2 separate regions of the Homo sapiens genome follow, and region 1 is linked to region 2. The links are chromatin contacts, found by Hi-C or POLR2A ChIA-PET in ENCODE. All regions are on one chromosome and are shown on one strand. The core of a region is the stretch at or near the end of the contact, and the rest is flanking DNA. Distances in the headings are between cores, read along the strand shown. Region 1 holds the start of ERICH2 (glutamate rich 2). Region 2 holds the start of FASTKD1 (FAST kinase domains 1).

Region 1 (4,939 bases), core at 1,164-3,663, 1.2 Mb after region 2:
TGAGTCCATTAAAAATCAGGGAGTTAGCCAGGCATGGTAGCTCACGCCATGTAATCCCAGCACCTTGGAAGGCCAAAGTGGGTGAATTGCTTGCGCCCAGGAGTTTGAGACCAGCCTACGCAACATAGTGAGACCTTGTCTCTATAAAAAAAGAAAAAAAAATTAGCGGGGGGCAGTGGCCTGTGCCTGTAGTCCTAGCTACTCAGGAGGCTGAGGGGATACAGAGGTTGCAGTGAGCTGAGAGGTCAGGCCACTGCACTCCAGCTTTGCAGCCTGGGCTACAGAGCAAGAGTCTCTTTTTAAAAAAAATCAGGGAGTTTCATGAAATGTAGTTGTGGGATGATTCAATATTTGTATAAAACTGGCTCTTCCTCTCCACTTTGTTAGAACGAACTCTTGCTAGACAGACACTTTTGGTAATTTATTCAGTGGTGTAAATGCACAGGCCAGGGCTAAACTGTGCTTTATTTTTGAGTATAACACCAATAATAACTTCTGCAGAAAAGTTAGGTGACTTATTTCTCAAGTTATACAAATAAAGATGAAATGTAGTGCTTTTTCATCAGAGAGAAGCAAAATAATCATCAGTGGTTCAAATAGGTACTGGACCAGGCACTTTACCTAATGATCTTTAATTCTTACGGCTATCCTGAAAGTACTTTTATTTATATACAGAATATTATGGTAGAAGTAATAATATCTCAGTTGTTGACGAATTGTCATGTGCGAGGCTCTGTGTCAGGGGCTTTATTTTCTCTCATTCCATGTTCTGAGCTACAGGGGCAGGTAGTGCATGTATTTCCACTTGGCACTTGAAGACCTTGAGGCCCAAGGTGGAAGCCAGATCACTCTAACCACTCCTCGATGTGGAGAACATACTTTTATTCTCCAAGGTCATGAATCTTTTTTTTTTTTTAATACAGGGTCTCACTTTGTCGCCCAGGCTAGAATGCAGTGGCACAATCAAGGCTCACTACAGCTTCGACCCCCCCTTACCCCACCGCACCCGTGCCACTATGCCCAGTTAATTTTTTATATTTTTTTGTGGAGACAGCGTTTCGCCATGTTGCCCAAGCTGGTCTGAAACACCTGAGCTCAAGCGATCCGCACACCTCGGCCTCCCAAAGTGCTGGGATTGCCAGGTGCGGTGGCTCACGCCTGTAATCCCAGCACTTTGGGAGTCCGAGGCGGGCGGATCACGAGGTCAGGAGATCGAAACCATCCTGGCTAACACGGTGAAACCTCGTCTCTACTAAAAATACAAAAAAATTAGCCAGGCATGGTGGCGGGCGCCTGTAGTTCCAGCTACTCGGGAGGCTGAGGCAGGACAATGGCGTGAACCCGGGAGGCGGAACTTGCAGTGAGCCGTGATCGCGCCACTGCACTCCAGCCTGGGGGACAGAGGGAGACTCCGTCTCAAAAAAAAAAGTGCTGGGATTACAAGTGTGAGCCACCGTGCCCAGCCCATTAATCCATTTTTGCTCCCTTCAGGAGCAGTAAGTAAACTAAACACTGCATCCTACAAATGAACTTGAGCTTTTCTGTCAGGGGGAAGAATAGGTAGAGAAAGAAAGTTTAATCAAATTTGAGGTTTTCTTACACTTCCTTGTAGTGGATCAATGGGAATAACCAGTCAGCCATTATCCATTCATCAGTACTAAGCAAATTCAACAAAACTAATGTTTTCAAATGTGTTGATCAAGACATACCCTTGGCCTTGTTTAAATGAAAAGTCCTCAATCAAACAAGACATTTTCTATGTAAGGGTGTTCCTGTAATAGAGGAGGCAGTGGCCTGCTATGTCCTTATCAAACTAGGGATGTATTTGTCAATGACTCCATTGAGTTCTTTTCAAAAACTTCCATTCTGGCATTTTTCCTTTGCCTCCTACCTATCATCAAGGGCTCACAGGAGATTTAAAGAATGAATGTGAACAGATGACTAAGAGAATTAAAAAATGGCCACGTCTCTGTATTCTCTTGGTTCCGGAAATGGTCCAGCTGGTTCTATTTTTATTATAATAATAATAAAATTTGTTATTTATTAAGCATCTTCCACATGTCAGAGCTTTATACATTTTTATGTCATTTTAGCTTCACAACCATCTACCAAGGTACATATCCTCAGCGGGTAGCAACTCCAGAGATTAAATAGGGAGTACACCTGATATTATGTGTCTACCATGTGAAAGTCGAATCCAGATTTGAGTCCAACAAACACGCGTCCTTCAAAACACGTTGCCTAGCAACAAATTGATTCTAGTTACTTCCGGCATCCCAAGTGGAGAAAAATAACCAATTCCTTCCTAGAAGCCAAGCTTGAGGGACCTTTAGAATTCTGTAACAGAAAAGCTCCCCACCCCCTACTGTGACCCAAGCAGTTACTTAAACACTAATACCTCCCATTGGCCGGCGTGGCAGAGCAGCAGCTCTGGCGCTAGAGGGAACCTGGGCTGCTCTAGCTGGGGGAGAGCCGGGTCTCTGGTTCTAATCACTTGAATCTGACTTCTGGGAAAACTGGCGTCCAGGGACTCCCCCCGGAGACCCATAATCTTCTTGGGGCGACCTCAGGTTGGGGGACTAAGTCCTGCAGGGGACACTTGTTCATCCACTACCAGGGACACCCATCTCTCCCAACTCAAGACTTCTTTTTACTCCCCAAGTTTAAAACTCTGAGGCCACCCCGCCCCCTTCCCTCTCCCTCGCTTAGAATCAGGTATGGACACCGACATTCCAACCTTCTTTCCTTCTTCGGCGCTCCTGAAGGTAACCGGTGCGCGTGCGCACGTCAATCCGAGGGTGTGTGCGCCCAGTTTCCGGCGCCGCGGGACACCCACAACCGCGGGGCTGTCCCTCAGCTCGGCCGCCCGCCCCGCCCCGCCCCCCCGGACCCGCCTCCCAGCCCCGCCCCGGGCCCTCCTCGCCGCGCCCGCTCCGTCCCGCGCCCTCCACCGCCCTACGGCCTGGGCCCGCCTCCACCCTGCCTCTCCGTGGTTCCCCGGGCTGCCCCTGCCCCCGCCCCCGCCCCCGCCACCTCCCCCGCCGTCGCCCAATTCCCCCAGCCCCCACCCTCGGCTGCTGCCCGAGCTTCCTCCACGCGCCGTGCAGTCTCCACGGCGACGCTGCGTTCCCGACTCGGAGCCCCCAGCTCCGCGCGAGCAGCTAGCCGGGCTGGCTCTCGGTGTGTGCCCTTCGGATGGTCTGCTGAAGAGGGCCGCCAGCTGGTAAGACACTCCGAGGCAACGACCGGTCTCCCTCTCCCTAGCCCGGTGTGCAGTCTGACCCAGCCCCCACAGCAGACCACCCCCAGACCGGGCGCCCGAGTCTGCGGACCGCTCTACCGCACCTGGTTCTGGCTCTGGGCCCCGGGCCCCGTGGCTGCCAGGGGCCGCCGGGAAGGGAGGATGCGCGCCACTGGGGTGCGCCTGGCTTGCGGCACCCTCCTCCCGCAGTGGTCGGAAGAGGTGAGGAAGCGCCGTTCGTGTCTACACGGGTGTGGAGATAACTGGGCGATTCTGACAGGCTTGTCTACACTACCATTCTTTGACCGGCCGGTGCACACGCACCAACTCCTTCCCCGCAAATAACGAAGATGGCCCAGCCCATCCCAGGGCTTCCCGACCCCCTTCCCTCAGTCCTTGCCCTTGCCCGGAATTCTTTTACTTATTTTTGGAAAATTAGTTAAGACATCACTACTAGCTAGATATAACTTGCTAGCCATACAAATTTCGATGGAATTTGGACAAATCATTTATATTCCCGGGCCTTATTCTCATCTTATGAGATGATGAAATTGACTTGAAACTTCCAAAATGTTGATATTGTTCTTTTGACTACTCAAACTACTCTACACTGAGCCCCTGTGGCATTTAAAGTAACACATGGTATAATGATCAATTTATTGTTTGGCATAGGTGTCTTGGCTGAATCTTATTTTTACCCTAGGAGAACCCCTGGAAGTCGCTTTTTAAAAATCTGAAAAGGACACCGGAAATGTCTTTTAATATGTTTCATTTTTCTAAAAACCAAATACAATGATCCCCAAATCCAACTTATTTTTTAATTTTTATTTTGTTTTTTGTGAATTGAAATAGTTTTGGTTTTTGTAATCTCTGGAGAACAATAATAACAATAACATTTCTCTTTACGTGTTAAGAGTTTTCCAGAGCTGAAATTCCAGCATCTCTAGGTATTTCATTGCACCCACTCCAGAATTCCAGAGCTTTCTACCTACGCTCACCGGTTGAGCCACATCCTCAGTGTTTTCTCCCTTCTTTGCCCCATCCAGTTTCGGCGTTTAGAACTGGCTTCATTTGTGACAGTTCACCTTCAGGACTGGCCTCCCTGAGCTGTAAATATTAACAATAGTATAGGAGGAGGAGTTATAGTAACTGCAGTTCTGGCAGGAGATGAGTGCTACTATTATTATTTATTGGTAGCTAATTATTTTAACCTTTGCAATTTAACTCTATAAGGTAGGTGGTGTTTTTATCCACACTTTACAGTTGAGGAACTGAATCACAGAGAGGTTAAGGAATTTGCTCAAGGTCACACAGTTTACTGGGATTTAAACATAGACAACCTGACTCCAGAGTCTGGAATCCTAGCACTATATTACACTGTAAAGGAAATATATAAAATTTATATTTAGTCAGTTTAAAAAATGAATGTAAGTGATGGATGATCCTTGACACCATTTGTATACACATTTGAAGCTATGCCATGAAATATTGTTCCTGCATCATGTAATGTTTCCCCCACCAAGCTCCCTGAGGATAGAGGATAGTGCTTAATCAGCTCTGTCTCTCCTTCTCACCAGAGTTGCAGGGCTTGAGTGTGTAGCTAGCTAGCTATTTATTCATTCTGTCTTTGCCTATTAGACTACAAGGTAGCTTATAAAAACCAGTAGCACAAAACAGTAAAATAATTGCATAAGTGGG
Region 2 (5,028 bases), core at 372-2,871:
AGTAATACATTTTTTCTGCATTAACTAAAGACTTTTTCTTAGTCTAAACCAGATAGCAGAATTTGATCAAAAAATAAATGTCCAGAAAAAGGGGCTTCTTTCTGCACCCCATTTTAAAAGTGTTTTAAATCTGACATTTACATAAAGTTTTCAAATTTACCATAAAAGGAAAAAAAAAGCCCACAAACTCAGAGCTGTCTTTTCGAAAAAGAGGAAAATTGTTTAAAATAAATAATCACCTTCAAAGTTTCTAAAAAGTGTAGGCATTAATTCAGAGCCATATATATTTATACATACATATATATATACTTTTTTTTTTTAATTTTTCAGAAGTATGGTCTCAGGTTTATTTGCTTTCAGGATAATTTCTTGCCCCTTTTTCTTGTGCCCTTAAAGAGCTCAAATAATTCCTTTCTTTAGAAAATAAATAAATAAAAGAAGTCATATAATTTAATCATTACTGGCCTTGGATAGGTTTTAACCAATGAACGACACAATTAAAGCACCAATCAAGAAATACTAAGAAATTAAGTAATGTTTCAAGTCATGCTGAAACAATAAAAGAACTAAAGATAATTATGAAAAAAGAATAATTTGTTTTAAAAATATGCTATAAATGTTTACATTTATAATTGAGAAGTAATGGTTAGAAAAGCAGGGACTAAAGTCATATAATCTAATATTTCTGCAACATGTTACCATTTACAAAGAACGTTTGAAACACATTATCTCATTAAATTCTCTCAGCTAACCTTCCAGGTTGATATTATTTCCATTTTACAGATAAGGCAAAATAGGTTCAAAAAGGTTTAAAAAATCCTTCTAGTACTAGTGAAGCAGGGACTACAACTCAGTTCTTTCCACTTGAACAGCTTCATTACACAAACAAATCAACGCTGTATCACTAAATTCATGTCTCAGACCCCTCTCTACGGCTATGCCAAACAGTCTGTTCACAAGAAAAAACGACGCGACAGTACAGGCTATTTTGTGGCAAGCAGTACAGCATCCTGACCTAAGCTGACCTGGGTCACAAACCTGCACAAGAAAACCCTGCACAAATCAAAGGTATCCTCAAGATACTATATTCATCCACTGAGCTGCTCAAAGTGGAGGCAGCTCAATGGTTAGCATAGAAAGGTGTCGAGTCCCCAGCTTTGCCCCAGCTGAATGACCTTAAGGAAGGAACTTAACTACAGGAAGGGCCTTGGGACCCTAAGGGGTATCTTCTGCGCCGGGCATAAAGGAGAGCTAAACAAATGAGTGAATGAATGGGGTCTCAGCCCTGCCCTAGTCCATCCGCACTTCAGAGAACCCAATATCCCGAAGGAAGCCTCCGTATCTCAACTGAACCCTATGTCCCCAGCCCGAAAACGTGCTGGGTGGGAAAAGAAAAATAGCCGCTGCCACACAGTCCCGACTTGCCAGCAAGGTTTTCCCTCAGCGCGCCGCAAATTTTCTGGAGGATCCTGGGGTTATGAAAGCTCAGAAGTCAGGGTTATTCCTGGTCCCAACACGGAACGAAACAGGCTCGGATGTCTCGCCCAACCCTCATATCTCAGGGTTTATAACCTTTCTTCGAGAGACATGACCTTTCCCATGAGACCTTGCCCCCAAACCAGGAAAAAATGCCCGGCAGGCGCAGCGTGCACTGCGGAAGTCACGCACTACATATCCCAGGGTGGGTCGCGGCGAGGTGGGTGAAATGGACGTCGCTCACGCATTTTGGGGGAATTCTGGGCATTGTAGTTCCTCATTGAGGGAGGCTCTAGCGCAGTACACAGCTTAAGCTGTTGAAGAAGATATAGGTCGTTTAGGTGATTCTCTACTATCTAAGGTTGTTCTCCTAGTCCTTGGAAGTCTACTACTTTTATAATATACACAAAAATATACTTAGGAAAATGAAATTTAAAAATGTAAACATGGAAAAGACACGTACAGATTTTTCTTATTATTTTTTAGCATATACGAAATAACTCTGTCGAGTAACTTTGAAAGTATGCAAACTCATACTCTCAGTTTCTGCACTTATGTCGTGGATAGGTACCAGTTCTCAGACCATATTTTTTTTTTACTTACCATGGTATTTTAATAGTCCCAAGATTTGACACTTGACACTTAAAAAAAAAATACCACTAATAAATAACCAAAGTGGAATGCTTACCAAAGTTACAACAGACATAATTTTCAGCTGATAATCACTACAACAAAGTAAGGCTCTAAAGGTACCAAACTGATATTTGTTGGAATATGCTGTGCAACTTTCTTTTTTTTATTTTATTTATTTATTTTTTTTATTGATCATTCTTGGGTGTTTCTCGCAGAGGGGGATTTGGCAGGGTCGTAGGACAATAGTGGAGGGAAGGTCAGCAGATAAACAAGTGAACAAAGGTCTCTGGTTTTCCTAGGCAGAGGACCCTGCGGCCTTCTGCAGTGTTTGTGTCCCTGAGTACTTGAGATTAGGGAGTGGTGATGACTCTTAAGGAGCATGCTGCCTTCAACCATCTGTTTAACAAAGCACATCTTGCACCGCCCTTAATCCATTTAACCCTGAGTGGACACAGCACATGTTTCAGAGAGCACAGGGTTGGGGGTAAGGTCATAGATCAACAGGATAAGAATTTTTCTTAGTACAGAACAAAATGAAAAGTCTCCCATGTCTACTTCTTTCTACACAGACACAGCAACTTTCCGATTTCTCAATCTTTTCCCCACCTTTCCCCCTTTTCTATTCCATAAAACCGCCATTGTCATCATGGCCCGTTCTCAATGAGCTGTTGGGTACACCTCCCAGACGGGGTGGTGGCCGGGCAGAGGGGCTCCTCACTTCCCAGTAGGGGTGGCCGGGCAGAGGCGCCCCTCACCTCCCGGACAGGGCGGCTGGCGGGGCGGGGGGCTGACCCCCCCACCTCCCTCCCGGACGGGGCGGCTGGCCGGGCGGGGGGCTGACCCCCCCACCTCCCTCCCGGGCAGGTCGGCTGGCCGGGCGGGGGGCTGACCGCCCCCACCTCCCTCCCGGGCGGGGCGGCTGGCTGGGCGGGGAGCTGACCGCCCCCACCTCCCTCCCGGACGGGGCGGCTGGCCGGGCGGGGGGCTGACCCCCCCACCTCCCTCCCGGGCGGGGCGGCTGGCCTGGCGGGGGCTGACCCCCACCTCCCTCCCGGAGAGGGTGGCTGCCGGGTGGAGACGCTCCTCACTTCCCTGACGGGGCGGCTGCTGGGCGGAGGGGCTCCTCACTTCTCAGACGGGGCGGCTGCCGGGCGGAGGGTCTCCTCACTTCTCAGACGGGGCGGCCGGGCAGAGACGGTCCTCACTTCCCAGACGGGGTCGCGGCCGGGCAGAGGTGCTCCTCACATCCCAGACGGGGCGGTGGGGCAGAGGCGCTCCCCACATCTCAGACGATGGGCGGCTGGGCAGAGACGCTCCTCACTTCCTAGATGGGATGGCGGCCAGGCAGAGACGCTCCTCACTTCCCAAACGGGGTGGCGGCCGGGCAGAGGCTGCAATCTCGGCACTTTGGGAGGCCAAGGCAGGCGGCTGGGAGGTGGAGGTTGTAGCGAGCCGAGATCACGCCACTGCACTTCAGCCTGGGCACCATTGAGCACTGAGTGAACGAGACTCCGTCTGCAATCCCGGCACCTCGGGAGGCCAAGGCTGGCGGATCACTCGCGGTTAGGAGCTGGAGACCAGCCCCGCCAACACAGCAAAACCCCATCTCCACCAAAAAAATACGAAAACCAGTCAGGCGTGGCAGCGCGCAGGCACTTGGCAGGCTGAGGCAGGAGAATCAGGCAGGGAGGTTGCAGTGAGCCGAGATGGCAGCAGCACAGTCCAGCTTCGGCTCGGCATCAGAGGGAGACCGTGGAAAGAGAGGGAGAGGGAGACCGTGAGGGAGAGGGAGAGGGAGACCGTGGGGAGAGGGAGAGGGAGAGGGAGAGGGGGCAACTTTCTTATTGTGTGGGTTACAGAGGAGACTCTTGGTTTATGTGGTCATGGTTATTGTCATAAAACCAGTTTTAGCACAATTTTCTTTTCTTTTCTTTTTTGAGACAGGGTCTCACTCTGTCTCCCAGGTTGGAGTGCAGTAGTGCAATCTCCGCTCACTACAACCTCCGCCTCTTGGGTATAAGCGATTCTCCTGCCTCAACCTCCCGAGTAGCTGGGACTACAGGTGCACACCACCATAGCTGGCTAACTTTTTGTAGTTTTGGTAGCGACAGGGTTTCCCCACGTTGCCCAGGGTGGTCTCGAACTCCTGGGCCCAAGCAATCCACCCACCTCAGCCTCCCAAAGTGCTTGGGATTAGAGGCATGAACCACCTTGCCCAGCCTAAATTTTCAATAGTTCTGACAGTCTATGCAAAATGTTGAGGCATGCTCACACTGGAAAAAAATTAAAACTTGAAGACTTCCTTCTAGAATGTCCAGTAACCAATATATATTTATTCTGACATTTCTGAAAACAGAGCAAAACGAAATTGAATAGGTGCTGGCATTCATCTGATGTATCAGGTTTATTTTATGACTGACTAGTCTTAATACTCCTAGATGTCGGGGTGTATAGGCAGCAGAACATTTTAAATTTGTTCAAGTAGAATATGGGAAAAATTAGAGTCAAATGAGAATACATTTTTTGTCTACTGTCAGTAACCTTCAATTAACCATGAAGACATAGGGAATGAATGGTTAAGCCATCAAAACTAAAATAGTTGTTTGTTTGTTTTTTCGAGATGGAGTCTCAGTCTGTCACCCAGCCTGGAGGGCAGTGGCCCAATCTCAGCACACTGCAATCTCCACCTCCTGGGTTCAAGCAATTCTTCTGCCTCAACCTCCCAAGTAGCTGGGACTACAGGCATGCACCACCATGCCCAGCTAATTTTTGTATTTTTAGTAGAGAAGGTGTTTCACCATGTTGGTCAAGCTGGTCTCAAACTCCTGACCTCAAGTGATCCCCCAGCCTTGGCCTCTCAAAGTACTTGGATGACAGGCGTGAGCCACTGCACCTGGCCTGATTGGATTTCTTCACTAA

What was found. A loop is a pair of places that touch in the nucleus more often than their neighbours do. ChIA-PET counts read pairs that join two places held with the same protein, here RNA polymerase II (POLR2A). Pooled maps may share reads with other maps.
Region 1: a pooled map shows a loop between it and region 2 (8-fold over the local background). The contact joins the promoter of ERICH2 here to the promoter of FASTKD1 in region 2. A Hi-C loop is called at or near these places in 11 of 50 pooled maps. POLR2A ChIA-PET finds 5 or more read pairs at or near these places in 2 of 52 experiments (BJ and GM10248).

The regions. Positions count from the first base shown.
Region 1 is chr2:170,767,965-170,772,903 of GRCh38, forward strand. ERICH2 (glutamate rich 2) reads left to right here and starts at 2,414. Exons shown (of 10, transcript NM_001290030.2): 1 at 2,414-3,223. The coding sequence starts at 2,718. ERICH2-DT (ERICH2 divergent transcript) reads right to left here and starts at 2,802. Exons shown (of 6, transcript NR_110185.1): 1 at 2,738-2,802. RefSeq lists silencers at 2,992-3,051, 3,372-3,511.
Region 2 is chr2:169,572,244-169,577,271 of GRCh38, forward strand. It overlaps FASTKD1 (FAST kinase domains 1), which reads right to left and starts at 1,622. Exons shown (of 15, transcript NM_024622.6): 1 at 1,426-1,622. RefSeq lists enhancers at 1,204-1,373, 1,229-1,831, 1,734-1,833.